Linked DNA regions of Homo sapiens: all the other regions are linked to region 2. Evidence: read pairs that join two places in POLR2A ChIA-PET (ENCODE). Cell type or tissue: Caco-2. All regions are shown on one strand. Region 1 holds the start of PRR36 (proline rich 36). Region 2 has its middle 20 kb from the start of ELAVL1. Region 3 has its middle 22 kb from the start of FBN3.

Evidence for each region. Peaks named below come from ENCODE experiments on the same cell type or tissue, not always from the same donor. Only the 100,000 strongest peaks of a DNase experiment are listed, where the experiment ranks them.
Region 1: POLR2A ChIA-PET joins it to region 2 with 9 read pairs; 4 of 35 experiments call an interaction of 5 or more read pairs at or near these places.
Region 3: POLR2A ChIA-PET joins it to region 2 with 5 read pairs; 3 of 35 experiments call an interaction of 5 or more read pairs at or near these places.

The regions. Positions count from the first base shown.
Region 1 is chr19:7,874,136-7,879,135 of GRCh38, forward strand. It overlaps PRR36 (proline rich 36), which reads right to left and starts at 255. Exons shown (of 6, transcript NM_001190467.2): 1 at 151-255. It also overlaps the pseudogene LYPLA2P2. In Caco-2, no CTCF peak of the experiment used is centred here; a DNase peak (open chromatin) is centred at 576; H3K4me3 peaks cover 869 bases.
Region 2 is chr19:8,022,756-8,027,755 of GRCh38, forward strand. No RefSeq gene overlaps it. Among named protein-coding and RNA genes, the nearest start is that of ELAVL1, 20 kb to the left of the region's middle. In Caco-2, no CTCF peak of the experiment used is centred here; a DNase peak (open chromatin) is centred at 2,714.
Region 3 is chr19:8,168,838-8,173,837 of GRCh38, forward strand. It overlaps the pseudogene LOC100422633. Among named protein-coding and RNA genes, the nearest start is that of FBN3, 22 kb to the left of the region's middle. In Caco-2, no CTCF peak of the experiment used is centred here; no DNase peak of the experiment used is centred here.

The sequences.
Region 1 (5,000 bases), 150 kb before region 2:
CGAGGGATGCCTGCACCTGCCGGGAGGCAGAGCGGCCCCGCTGCCCGCGAACGGGCTCCGGGAGACAAAGAGCCGCGTCCCGGGCCCGACCCCTCCCCCAGCCGGGCCTGGCCCGCGCCCAGCCTCTCCACCTGCTCGCGTCGCGCTCACCTCCGCCTCCGGCCTCCGGCCGCTCCTCACAGAGTCGCCTGGGGTGGGGCCCGGGCCGGAGCGACGCGGTGGCCGCCAGCGGCGAGGAGGCGAGGGGAGGGGGCTGCGGGCTGCGGCGCCGGGGGAGCCGAGCCGGTCCCGCCCCTCGGCCGCGGGCGGGAGAGCCGGGGGCGCGCGCTCGATCCGGACCCGGGAGCGCGGCCGGCGGAAGCGCGCCGAGGGGGATGGGGGAGAAGCGCGCTTTGGAGAGAAGGGTGGCTTCTCTGCGGTCCGGGGGAAGCCTGTTTCCCCAGCTGCGCCTGAGGAACCCAGATAGTCAACGGTTGGGACTGGGGGAGCAAATCCCTGGGGTCCTCCACTGTCCTTCCCAACACATACACCTGCCCCGACCCCCACCACAACCACCTGGCACCAAGGACCGCCTGGACGCGGATAGGCTGGGCCCTGGCAACCAGGAGGCGGGACCACCGCGCCTCTGGCCCACACACCAATCCGGCCGCTCGGTGGCCCTGGCACTATCCAGTCCTTCGCGTCTGCGAAAGCTAGGCCGCCCAGGGTCTCTGGGGGGCAGCCGCCCTCCGCCCCACACCCGAAGGTGTTCCCCAGACGCCAGGAAACCCCTTATCTGGTTGGGGGGTCGAGGGACTGCTAAGAGAATGCTGCCCTGGGAATTTCAGGATGCAAGGTAGACCCCAGATTTTGGGGAAGATAAAGAAAGGAATAGGAGGGAGAGCGACAGGAGACACAGTATATTCTGTGAGAGGTGACCCAGCCGTCTGCAGGGTAGAGCACGCCCACCCTCCACACCCTCCCAGCTAACGGGATGTCAAGTCAGCCCAGACTTCCTGGCAGAGCTGGGCTTCCGGGGGACAAGGTTCTGTCGACCTAGCAGGTGTCAAAACAAGTGCATAAGGCCGGGCGCGGTGGCTCACACCTGTAATCCCACTGCTTTGGGAGGCTGAGGCGGGCGGATCACTTGAGCTCAGGAGTTCGAGACCAGTCTGGCCAACATGGCGAAACCCTGTCTCTACCAAAAAATACAAAAATTAGCCGGGCATGCTGGCGAGCACCTGTAATCCCAGCTACTCGAGAGGCTGAGGCAGGAGAATCGCTTGAACCCGGGAGGCGGAGGTTACAGTGAGCCGAGATTGCGCCACTGCACTTCAGCCTGGGCGACAGAGTGAGACTCTGTCTCAAAAACAAAAACAAACAAAAAAACAAAAACACAAGTTCATGAAGGACGCAGAAGATCCTTTACAAGGGTCCCAGCCCAGCCGGAGCGAGTGGGAGGTGTCCTGTTGCTGACTTCAGCCAGGGCAGGGGCCTCGGTGGAGAGCGGTGCTCCAGGACTGTGGCATGAAGAGGGTGGGAGCCTGAGGGTGGAAATGGCCATTCCTCAGCTCCCTCTCCTTATAAGAAGAGTCTGGGCCGGGCATGGTGGCTCAGGCCTGTAATCCCAGTACTTTGGGAGGCCGAGGTGGGCGGATCACAAAGTCAGGAGATCGAGACCATCCTGGCTAACACGGTGAAACCTTGTCTCTACTAAAAATACAAAAAATTAAACGGGCGTGGTGGTGGGCGCCTGTAGTCCCAGCTACTCGGGAGGCTGAGTATGGCCTGAGTATGGCTGAGAATGGCGTGAACCCAGGAGGCAGAGCTTGCAGTGAGCCGAAATCGTGCCACTGTATTCCAGCCTGGGCGACAGTGCAAGACTCTGTCACACATGCACAAAAAAAGAGTCTGGCCTTGTCACCTCTGTCGGCCAAGTCCCCTCCTCATATGGCCTCCATGAGCTTTCCGCCTGGATGTCGCATCCCTCCAGACTTACAGCCACTTTTTACCCCATTCCAGGAAACCAGCGCCCTGTGCCCCACTGCTAACCCCATCGCAAGCTCATATGCACAGTTCACTCCCTCCTGGAAATCAGGGGGCCTCCATGCACAGGAAACAGATAATGCAACTTGGCATCGGGTGAACTGGGGTTGGGGGGTAGGGACGTTGCGCCCATTTGAGGTTGCAGAAATGGAAGGCAGAGAAAAATGACAGAGCTGAATGCCATGCTTTGACCTCCAGATTGGATCATCCTAGGCCTTATCTTCTCCCTCAGTCTAGCAATGATCACCCGTGTGAACCCCTTGTGGCATGACACCAGCCTGGTTCCCTGTCTACCCACCCACACCCAGTGCCTCCTTCCAAATCACATCCACCAACACAGATCCCTGCCCTCCTATTTATTTATTTTTGAGACAGGATCTCACTCTGTCACCCAGGCTGAAGTGCAGTGGCACGATCATCACAGCTTCACAGCTCACTGCAGCCTCGACCTCCCAGGCTCCAGTGATCCTCCCACCTCAGCCTCCCAAGTAGCTGGGACTATCAGCCGAGGCGGGTGGATAATTTGAAGACAAGAGTTCAAGACCAGCCTAGTCAACAGGGTGAAACTCTGTCTCTACTAAAAATACAAAAAAATTAGCTGGGTGTGGTGCCTATAGTCCCAGCTACTTGGAAGGCTGAGGCGCGAGAATCGCTTGAACCCAGGAGGCGGAAGTTGCAGTGAGCCGAGATCATGCCACTGCACTCCAGCCTGGGTGACAGAGAGACTCCATCTCAAAATAATAAAAAATAAAAAATAAAAATAAAAAACAAAACCCAGATCACTTGAGGTCAGGAGTTCGAGACCAGCCTGGCCAACATGGTGAAACCTCATCTCTACTAAAAATACACAAATTAGCCGGGCATGGTGGCCATGCACCTGTAATCCCAACTACTCGGGAGGCTGAGGTAGGAGAATCGCTTGAACCTGGGAGGCAGAGGGTGCAGTGAGCCGAGATCACGCCATTGCATTCCAGCCTGGGCGACAGAGCAAGACTCCATCTCAAAAAAACAAACAAAAACAAAAACAACAACAAAAAAACAAGTAGCTGGGACTAAAGCCTACCCCACCATATCAGGCTAATTTTTAAATTTTTTGTAGAAACAGAGTCTCGCTGTTACCCAGGCTGGTCTTGAACTCCTGGGCTCAAGTGATTCTCCCACCTCAGCCTCCAAAACTGCTGGGATTACAGGCAGGAGCCACCTCACTCAGCTTCACCTGCCTTCTGACTATGATGCAAGGGTTCCTCCAGGGTACACAAAACCCACCCTGTAATTAATTGGGATCTGGACTCTGCCCTCTTATAAAAACACTCCCAAAACCTCCATCAACAAGAGGGATGAGTAACATGAATCAAAGTGTCCCCTACAATGGAATGAAACTTGGCAACAGAAAGGAACAGACTATGCTACTCTCAAAACAGGGACTAATCTCAAAAGCACACCGAACAAAAGAAGCTACAAAAAACACGCACTGTATGATTCCATTTATAGAACATTCCAGAAAATGCGACTAATCTGTAGTTACAGACAGCACATCAGTGGTTGCTTGGAACAGGTGGGGGAGGGACATTGAATGAACTGCCCAGCGTAGCCACTCTTAGGCATGTGACTCTCAGGTGAGGGCCAGGCGACTGTAGTCCCAGCTACTGGGGAGGCTAAGACAGGAGGATCCCCTTGAGGCCGGGAGTTTGAGGCCAGCTAGGGAAATATAAGGAGACCCCGTCTCTAAAAGAAAAATAAATAAATCACAAATATATATGTATATGTGTGTGTGTATATATATACATATATACATATATATACATATATACATATATACGTATATACGCATATATACATATATACATATATACGTATATACGCATATATACATATATACATATATACGTATATACGCATATATACATATATACATATATACGTATATACGCATATATACATATATACATATATACGTGTATACGCATATATACATATATACATATATACGTGTATACGCATATATACATATATACGTGTATACGCATATATACATATATATACATATATACATATATATATATATTTTTTTTTTGAGACAGAGTCTCACTCTGTCACCCAGGCTGGAGTGCAATGGCGTGATCTTGGCCCTAATTTTTAATTAATTAATTTATTTTTGAGGCGGAGTTTCACTCTTGTTGCCCAGGCTGGAGTGCAATGGTGCGATATCAGCTCACCGCAACCTCTGCCTCCCAGGTTCAAGCGATTCTCCTGCCTCAGCCTCCTGAGTAGCTGGGATTACAGGCATGCGCCACCATGCCCGGCTAATTTTGTAGTTTTAGTAGGGATGGGGTTTCTCCATGTTGGTCAGGATGGTCTCGAACTCCTGACTTCAGGTGATCCACCCACCTCGGCCTCCCAAAGTGCTGGGATTACAGGCGTGAGCCACTGCACCTGGGCATATATATATATATATATATTTTTTTTTTTTTTTGAGGAAGCAATTTCTTTAATTTTATCAGAATCCAGGACACAACAAGAAAAGCACCCAAAAACCACATGGAGACAGAAGATGAGACACAACTCCTCCCCCACCCCTTCCCTGCTCTAGAGTGGGGACAAAGTCAGAGTGAGACAGCTTGGGGGAGACCTGAACCTCAGTCCAGCCCTACAGGCTCCAGGCCTGCAGGGAAGGAGGGTAATGGGGAGGCAGGGCCCAGCCCCCCAGTTTGGGGAAACAGCTGAGGGAAGGCCCCCCTCAAAAGGCTCCACCTCCTCACCAGCACTCCTGCCCAGGGACAGGGAGCCCACAGCAGCAAGGGGACCTCAGGGCCATGGCCACCTTCATGACTGAGAAGTAGCTGAGTGGAGGCAGGAGACACACGATTATCTGGGCAGAATCAGTTAGAGCAGGGGCCTGGAAGGGCCCCATGGGCCAAACCCTGAGGTCACAGGAGGGGCCCCAAAGCGGGGCTAGTGAGTGAGGTCCTGAGTGA
Region 2 (5,000 bases):
CCGGGTTCACGCCATTCTCCTGCCTCACCCCCCAAGTAGCTGGGACTACAGGCACCCACCACCACGCCCAGCTAATTTTTTGTATTTTTTAGTAGAGACGGGGTTTCGCTGTGTTAGCCAGGATGGTCTCGATCTCCTGACCTTGTGATCCACCTGCCTCGGCCTCCCAAAGTGCTGGGATTACAGGCGTGAGCCACCGCGCCTGGCCTCTTTTCTTTTTCTCTCTCTCTCTTTCTTTCCTGCTTTCTCTTTCTTTCTCCCTTCCTTCCTTCCTTCCATCCCTCTTTCCCTCTCTCTCTCTTTCTTTCTTCGATGGAGTCTCATTCTGTCACCCAGGCTGGAGTGCAGTGGTGCAATCTCGGCTCACTGCAACCTCCGCCTCCTGGGTTCAAGTGATCCTCCCGCCTCAGCCTTCCGAGTAGCTGGGACTACATGTGCGTGTCACCACGCCCAGCTAACTTTTGTATTTTAGTAGAGATGGGATATCTCCGTGTTGGCCATGCTGGTCTCAAACCCCTGACCTCAAGTGATCTACCTGTCTCGGCCTCCGAAAGTGCTGAGATTACAGGTGTGAGCCACTATGCCCGGTCTCCAGAATATTTTCATCGCCCCAGAAAGAAACCCTGTACCCATTACCTGTCACTCCCCATCCCTGGAACCCACTGGTCTACTTCCTGACTCCACGGATTTTTTTACTCCGGATACTTCATATAAATGGAATCTTATCCAGTGCATTATTTTGTGTCTGGCTTCTTTCACTGAGCATGTTTTTAAGGTTCACGTGCTATTGTAGAAGGAGTTAGTACTTCATTCCTTTTCAGGGTTGAATGTAATTTCATCCTATGCCGGAGGCTGAGTCAGGAGTGTTACTTGAAGCCAGGAGTTCCCTTAGGCAACATAGCAAGACTCTAACTTTAAAACATCTTTGAAAAATTAAGTCCGGGCTGGGTGGTTCATGCCTGTAATCCCAGCATTTTGGGGGGCCAATGCAGGCAGATCACCTGAGGTCAGGAGCTTGAGACCAGCCTGGCCAACATGGTGAAAGCCCATCTCTACTAAAAATGCAAAAATTAGCCAGGCGTGATGGCGGGAGCCTGTAATCCCAGCTACTGAGGAGGCTGAGGCAGGAGAATTGCTTGAACCTGGGAGGCAGAGGTTGCAGTGAGCCAAGATTGCACCACTGCACTCCAGCCTAGGCGACAGAGCAAAATTCCATATCAAAAAATAAAAATAAAATAAAAATTAGCTGGGGGTTGGCAGGGTGCAGTGTCTCACCCCTGTAATCTTAGCATGTTGGGAGGCCAAGGAGGGCTGATCACCTGAGAATTGCTTGAACTCAGGAGGCGGAGGTTGCAGCGAGTGTAATGGTGCGAGCTTGGCTCACTGCAACCTCTGCCTCGTTGGTTCAAGCGATTCTCCTGCCTCAGCCTCCCTGAGTAGCTGGGACTACAGGTGCCCGCCATCACACCCAGCTAATTTTTTTTTGTATTTTTAGTAGAGACAAGGTTTCACCATGTTGGCCAGACTGGTCTTGAACTCTTGACCTCAGGTGATCCTCCCGCCTTGGCTTCCTAAAGTGCTGAGATTACAGGCATGAGCCACCATGCCTGGCCTTTTTTCTTTTCTCTATTTTTGAGATGGAGTCTCACTCTATCGCCAGGCTGGAGTGATCTTGGCTCACTGCAATCTCCAGGGTTCAATTGCCTCCAGGGTTTGAGCAATTCTCCTGCCTCAGCCTCCTGAGTAGCTGGGATTACAGGCATGCACCACCACACCAGTCTAATTTTTGTGGTTTTTATTTTTATTTATTTATTTTTTGAGATAGAGTTTCTCTCTTGTTGCCCAGGCTGGAGTGCCTCGATCTCAGCTCACTGCAACCTCCACCTCCTGGGTTCAAGAGATTCTCCTCCCTCAGCCTCCCGAGTAGCTGGAATTATAGGCGTCCACCACCATGCCCAGCTAATTTTTTGTGTTTTTCGTAGAGAGGGTTTCACCATGTTCGCCAGGCTGGTCTCAAACTCCTGACCTCAGGTGATCCACCCGCCTCAGCTTCCCAGAGTGCTGGAATTACAGGCATGAGCCACCACGCCTGGCCTAATTTTTGTATTTTTAGTAGAGATGGGGTTTCACCATGTTGGCCAGGCTGGTCTTGAACTCCTGACCTCAGGTGATCTGCCTGACTTGGCCTCCCAAAGTGCTGGGATTATAGGCGTGAGCCACCATGACTGGACTTCTTCCTATTTTTTTTTTTGTTTTGTTTTTTGAGACCGAGTCTCGCTGTGTCGCCCAGGTTGGAGTGCAGTGGCGCGATCTCGGCTTACTGCAAGCTCCACCTCCCGGGTTCATGCCATTCTCCGCCTCAGCCTCCCAAGTAGCTGGGAATACAGGCACCCGCCACTGCGCCCGTCTAATTTGTTGTATTTTTTTAGTAGAGATGGGGTTTCACCGTGTTAACCAGGATGGTCTCAATCTCCTGACCTCGTGATCCGCCTGCCTTGGCCTCCCAAATGCTGGGATTACAGGCGCGAGCCACCGCGCCCGGCCCCTTCTTCCTATTCTTTCAAAGCCACCAGTTGCCCTCCTATGATAACCCATTATCTATTAACCCATGGATCTGTTAACCCAGGAATGGATTAATCAGTTCATGAGGGCAGAATTCTCATGACCCAGTCACCCCTTAAAGGCCCCACCTCTGTCAACACGGCCACATCAAGGATTAAGTTTCAACGTGAGTTTTGGAGGAAACGAACATTGAAACTGTGGCACCAGGTGTTATCAGTCTATTAAGAGCTCATGCAAATTGATAAGCACCAAAGGTGCAAAGATCAGAAACAGACAATTCCCAGGAGGATAAGCGGGGGGTCTAGGAGCCTAAGAGTGGATGTATTGGGCATCAAGGGAGGGCCTGTTGGCCAGGGTTGGTCACAGCAAGGATCATTCCAATGCTGCCGGGACCCCAACACTTGCTTTCTGGCCAGGCGCGGTAGCTCACGCCTGTAATCCCAGCACTTTGGGAGGCCGAGGTGGGTGGGTCACGAGGTTAGGAAATCAAGACCATCCTGGCTAACATGGTGAAACCCTGTCTCTACTAAATGTACAAAAAATTAGCCGGGCGTGATGGCGGGCGCCAGCTACTTGGGAGGCTGAGGCAGGAGAATGGTGTAAACCCGGGAGATGGAGATTGCAGTGAGCAGAGATCATGCGACTGCACTCCAGCCTGGGTCACAGAGTGAGACTCCGTCTCAAAAAACAAACAAACAAACAAAAAACACTTGCTTTCCAAAGGGGTGGCTGCCACTTCAATTGGAAAGACCCTTTGGACAATGCACACCCAGCATATAAGAGGGTTCATAGGCCAGGCGTGGTGGCTCACACCTGTAATCCCAGCACTTTGGGAGGCTGAGGCAGGAGGAGAATTGCTTCAGTCTGGGAGTTCAAGACCAGCCGGGGCAACATAGCAAGATCCTGTCTCTATGGATAAAAAAAAAAAAGGTCGGGCCCAGTGGCTCACACCTGTAATCCCAGCACTTTGGGAGGCTGAGACAGGCAGATCACCTGAGGTTGGGAGTTCAAGCTCAGTAGCTCTCTAAAAATACAGATCACCTGAGGTCAGGAGTTCGAGCTCAGTAGCTCTGTAAAAATACAGTAATTAGCCGGGCATGGTGGTGCACGCCTGTAATCCTGGCTACTGGAGAGGCTGAGGCATGAGAATCACTTGAACCTGGGAGGCGGAGGTTGCAGTGAGCCAATTGCGCCATTGCGCTCCAGCCTGGACAACAGAACGAGACTCCATCTCAAAAAAAAAAAAAAAAAAAAAAAAGAGGGTTCGTAGTCTGAGCTTGTGATTATACCACTGAAAATTACCCCAAGCCACTTGTGGAAGGGCTGCCTGCAGAAGGACGTGTCTTAGGCTCTTTAATAAGTTACCTTCTGGTTGGAAACTACCTAAACGCCCAGCACGCAGGCTGGCCCGGTAAATCACGCACCCATAGGAGTTATGGTCAGGAGGCCTGTGACTCTGTAGAGTGGTAGTGGCTCCCGGGCCCTGGGCCAAGCGCTGTACTGATGCCCTCAAATCCTCATGGTAACAGCCTGTTCAGTTCTGTTCACCCCATTTTACAGCAAGGGGCTGCTCTGGGGGCAGGGAGGAGCCCAGCTGGGTGGGAGATCGTGGGTTCATGGTGGCATCTGTGGGTACTCCATCCAATCAAGGGTCTGAGGCTTAAGAAGCTTAAATTTGGGGGAGATAGGGACATTCTCAATGGTGCAGTTAAAGCAGTGGCTTCAGATTCTGGTGGGAGAGGAAGGAACTGAGGCTGGGGAAAGGGATGTATTGGTCTTTTCTTTGGAAACAGTCTTGCTCTGTCGCCTAGGCTGGGCTGGAGTGTAATGGCACGATCTCGGCTCACTGCAACCTCCGCTTCCCAGGTTCAAGCGATTCTCATGCCTCAGCCTCCTGAGTAGCTGGGATTACAGGCATGTGTCAGCACGCCCAGCTACTTTTTGTATTTTTAGTAGAGACAGGGTTTTGCCATGTTGCCCGGGCTGGTCTTGAACTCTTGGGCAACAGTGATCCGCCCGCCTCAGCCTCCCAAAGTGCTGAGATTACAGGCATGAGCCATCGCCCAGTCTCACTGGTCTTTCATCTTTGTTCCATCCTCATTCCCATTCAGCACCTGATGTACTTCTCTCTTACTGGGGTGCACCCCAGGGGACGCATGACTGTGCTACAGCCCACGGGGTTTCAGCAGGGTGCGCAGAGGACCTCAGGTGGCCCTTGTTACCCACACTCATTCCTTGCCAGGTCTTCCACAGGTCAAGGAGCCAGGATTCTGGGGTTTGGACACCCCATTCTCTGGCGGATGGGGCTGGCCTGGAGCCTGGGTGGGAGTACCGGGTTTCATACATCGGGGGCTCAGGCTTGGGGAGGGGTCACATGGAAGTCACCTGGCTGGCCAGAGCAGTTGCAGCCACAGCAGGTAGAAGGCAGGAGCCAGGAC
Region 3 (5,000 bases), 150 kb after region 2:
CCCCCACAGTGTTGGGATTACAGGTGAGAGCCACTGTGTCTGGCCTCCTGCTACATTTTAAAATAAGAAGCAGGGGCCGGGCGTGGTGGCTCACGCCTGTAATCCCAGCACTTTGGGAGGCCGAGGCGGGCGGATCACGACGTCGGGAGATCGAGACCATCCTGGCTAATGCGGTAAAACCCCGCCTCTACTAAAAATACAGAAAAATTAGCCGGGCGTGGTGGTGGGCGTCTTTAGTACCAGCTACTGGGGAGGCTGAGGCGGGAGAATGGCGTGAACCCGGAAGGCGGAGCTTGCAGTGAGCCGAATCGTGCCATGCACTCCAGCCTGACGAGACTCTGTCTCAAAAAAATAAATAAATAAATATAAAATAAAATAAGAAGCAGGTCAGGCACAGTGGCTCATGCCTGTAATCCTAGCACTTTGGGAGGCTGAGACAGGCAGATCACCTGAGGTCAGGAGTTTGAGACCAGCCTGGCCAACATGATGAAACCCTGTCTCTACTAAAAATACAAAAAATTAGCTGGGCATGGTGGCAGGTGCCTGTAATCCCAGCTACTCAGGAGGCTGAGGCAGGAGAATCGCTTGAACCCAGGAGGTGGAGGTCGCAGTGAGCTGAGATTGTGCCACTGCACTCCAGCCTGGGTGACCAAGCAAGATTCCATTAAAAAAAAAAAAGGCTGCTGGTTGAGGTGGCTCACGTCTGTAATCATGTCACTTTGAGAAGCTGAGGAGGGAGGATCGCTTGAGGCCAGGAGTTTGAGACCAGCCTGGGTGGCATAGCAAGACTCCATCTCTAAATATAAGGTTTTTTTCAGCCAGGTGTGGTGGCTCATTCCTGTAATCCCAGCGCTTTGAGAGGCTGAGGTGGGTGGATTACCTGATGTTAGGAGTTCAAGAGCAACCTGGCCATCTCCAGCCTGGGCAACAAGAGCGAGACTCCATCTCAAAAAAAGCAAAACAAAAAAAATACTTTTTTCTAAGAGACAGTGTCACCTAGGCTGGAGTGTCACCCAGGCTGTGTCACCCAGGCTGGAGTGCAGTGGCATGATTTCAGCTCACTGCAGCCTCAACCTCCTGGGCTCAATCAATCCTCCCACCTGAGCCTCCTGAGCAGCTGGGACCGAAGGCATGCACCACCACACCCGGCTAACTTTTGTGTTTTTTGTAGATGCTGGGTTTCGCCATTTTGCCCGGACTGGTCTCGAACTCCAGAGCTCAAGACATCCTCCTGCCTTGGCCTCCCAAAGTGCCAGGACTACAGGCGTGAGCCACTGAACCCAGCTGGCTAAATAAACTTCCTAAATTGATTGAGACCTGACTCAGATACTTTGAGTTTACACAGCTCAATTCATATCTGTTCATGCATTAAATGAATGGATTTTCTTTTTCTTTTCTTTTTTTTTTTTTTGAGATGGAGTCTCGCTCTGTTGTCCAGGCTGGAGTACAGTGGCACTATCTCGGCTCACTGCAACCTCTGCCTCCCAGGTTCAAGTGATTCTCCTGCCTCAGCCTCCCGAGCAGCTGGGATTACAGGCATGTGCCACCATGCCCAGCTAATGTTTGTATTTCTAGTAGAGACGGGTTTTTACCATGTTGGCCAGGCTGGTCTCAAACTCTTGACCTTAAGTGATCTGCCCACCTCAGCTTCCTGAAGTGCTAGTATTACAGGCATGAGCCACCGCGCCCAGACTTTTTTTTTTTTTTGAGACAGAGTTTTGCTCTTTTTGCCCAGGCTGGAGTGCAATGGCACGATCTCAGCTCACTGCAACCTCCACTTCCCAGGTTCAAGTGATTCTACTGCCTCACCCTTCCGAGTAGCTAGGATTACAGGCACCCGCCACCATATCTGGCTAATTTTTGTATTTTTAGTAGAGAAAGGGTTTCACCATGTTGGCCAGGCTGGTCTTGAACTCCTTGACCTCCAGTAATCCACCCGCCTCGGCCTCCCAAAGTGCTGGGATTATAGGCATAAGCCACTGCACCCGGCCTAAATGAATGGATTTTCTGCTCCTGTTCAGGGGCTTGGGTAAAGCTGTCATGAGGATAAAAGGATCAGAGAGATGAAGGGGTTATAGAAGTGGGAGTAGTGCCAGGCACGGTGGCTCAAGCCTGTAATCCCAGCCCTTTGTGAGGCTGAAGCAGTCAGATCACTTGAGGCCAGGAGTTCAAAACTAACCTGACCAACATGGTGAAACCCCATCTCTACAAAAATACAAAAATTAGCCAGGTGAGGTGGCAGGCGCCTGTAATCCCAGCTACTCAGAAGGCTGAAGCAGGAGAATTGCTTGAACCTGGGAGGCGGAGGTTGCAGTGAGCTGAGATCGTGCCATTGCACTCCAGCCTGCACAACAGAGAGAGACTCTGTTTCAAAAGACAAGAAAAGACAAGACAAGGCTGGGCGCGGTGGCTCACACCTGTAATCCCAGCACTTTGTGAGGCCGAGGCGGGCGGATCATAAGGTCAGGAGATGGAGACCATCCTGGCTAGCACGGTGAAACCCCGTCTCTACTAAAAATACAAAAAATTTGCCGGGCTTGGTTGCAGGTGCCTGTAGTCCCAGCTACTCAGGAGGCTGAGGCACGAGAATTGCTTGAACCTGGGAGGCGGAGGTTGCAGGGAGGCGGAGGTTGCAGTGAGCCGAGATGGTGCCATTGCACTCCAGCCTGCACAACAGAGCGAGACTCTGTTTCAAAAGAAAAGAGAAGAAAAGAAAAGACGGTAGTTACAGGTCATAGGGAGTGGGATTCTGGGCGTGGGCTATGCCATATTTCACAGGGGTGTCAGCGGGGTTGGGAGCTCCGGGAATTGCCCTCAAGTCACAGGTTCCTGCTTTGTGGGTCCTGAGGCTTCCCTCTGCCAAGGAAAATTCGGGATTTCTTTCTGCTAATGTCTGGGATCATTGGCCACTGCCCAGGCTGCCTCAGTTTCCCCTGGGAGACCAAAAACACAAGGGTGGGGGAAGCCACAGAGCACGGGGTTTGCAGCACCTTTCTCAGGCAGGTCAGGGGCCTCTTGTGACTGGATGAGGCTATTTTGCCTACCCTGAATTCACACTAGGAGAAAATCGTGCCTTTCCCGGAGTATTTACCCACCAAAGAGGAGTAGGGCTGTGAACAGCGTCCGGAGTGAGGTGTCCAGGTATGAATTATGTCTCTGGCCACATGACACTAGACAAATTTAGAGATTCCCCCTAAGCCTCAGTTTTCTCATCTGTGACATGAGAGAAATAATACTAGGTTGGTGCAAAAATAATTGCGTTTTTTGCCATTACCTTTTTGTTTTAAAGACAGAGTTTCGCTCTGTTGCCAGGCTGGAGTGCAGTGGCATGATCTTGGCTCACTGCAACCTCCACCTCCCGGGTTCGAGCGATTCTCCTGCCTCAGCCTCCCGAGTAGCTGGGATTACAAGTGCGCGCCACCACACCCAGCTAATTTTGTATTTTTAGTAGAGATGGGGTTTCACCGTGTTGGTCAGGCTGATCTTGAACTCCTGACCTTGTGATCCACCTGCCTCAGCCTCCCAAAATGCTGGGATTACAGGTGTGAGCCACTGTGCCCAGCTTTGCCTTTACTTTTAATTGCAAAAACCGCAATAACTTTTGCACCAATGCAATATTTGCTTCTGGAGAGGATAGTGTAGGTTAAATGAGATGTTGGTGGATAACCCTTAGCAGAGGGGCTGGCATGATCCATTGTGGACCCTATAAATAGCCTAGAAAATTAGAAGAGAAGCTGGACGCAATGGCTGATGCCTATAATCCAAGCAATTTGGGAGGCCGAGACGGGAGGATCACTTGAGGCCAGGAGTTTGAGACCAGCCCGGGCAACATAGTGAGACCCCATCTCTAAAAATAATCTTTAAAAATTAGCCAAGATGGCCGGGCACGGTGGCTGACGTCTGTAATCCCAGCACTTTGGGAGGCCAAGGCAGGTGGATCACCTGAGGTCAGGAGTTCAAGACCAGCCTGGCCAACATGGTGAAACCCTGTCTCTACAAAAATACAGAAAAAAAATTAGCCGGGCATGATGGCAAGTGCCTGTAATCCCAGCTACTCGGGAGGCTGAGGCAGAAGAATAGCTTGAATCTGGGAGGCAGAGGTTGCAGTGAGCCATGATCCCACCATTGCACTCCAGCCTGGGCGACAGAGAGAGACTCTGTCTCAAAAAAAAAAAAAAAAAATTAGCCAGCCATGGTGGCATGCACCTATAGTCCCAGCTACTTGGGAGGCTGAGGTGGGAGGATCGCTTCAGCCCAGGAGTTCAAAGCTGCATTGAGCTATGACTGGGCCACTGCACTCCAGCCTGGGCAACAGAGTGAGACCCTGTCTTAATAATAAAAATACAGAAAGAAAAAGAAATGACAGTGTGTGGAGGAGCTCATAGAGGAGAGAAACAATGAAGGGCTTCCTAGTTTGGGGGGTCTTCGGAAGATGGGGCCCCATGGGAGGGGACTGGTCTTTGAGTTGTTGAGGTAATTTAATTCATTGTTCTTTCGTGAGCTAATTGTATGTGGAAATTTATGTAAATCTTTGGTAATCATCCTTTGAGGAATCTGCTGCTATCAAGAAAGAAAAAGTCAGTGTCAACCAGCAAAAAAATGGAAAAAATCAAATAGTGATTGCTGTTTTTTTTTTTTTTTTGAGACGGAGTCTTGCTCTTTCGCCCAGGCTGGAGTGCAGTGGCACTATCTCAGCTTACTGCAAGTTCTGCCTCCTGGGTTCATGCCATTCTCCTGCCTCAGCCTCCCAAGTAGCTGGGACTACAGGCACCCGCCACCATGCCCAGCTAATTTTTTGTATTTTTAGTAGAGACGGGGTTTCACCGTGTTAGTCAGGATGATGGTCTCGATCTCCTGACCTCGTGATCCGTCTGCCTCAGCCTCCCAAAGTGCTGGGATTACAGGCGTGAGCCACCACGCCCGGCCTTTTTTTTTGAGAGTGTCTCACTCTGTCACCCAGGCTGCAGTGCAGTGGCATGATCTCAGCTCACTGCAACTGC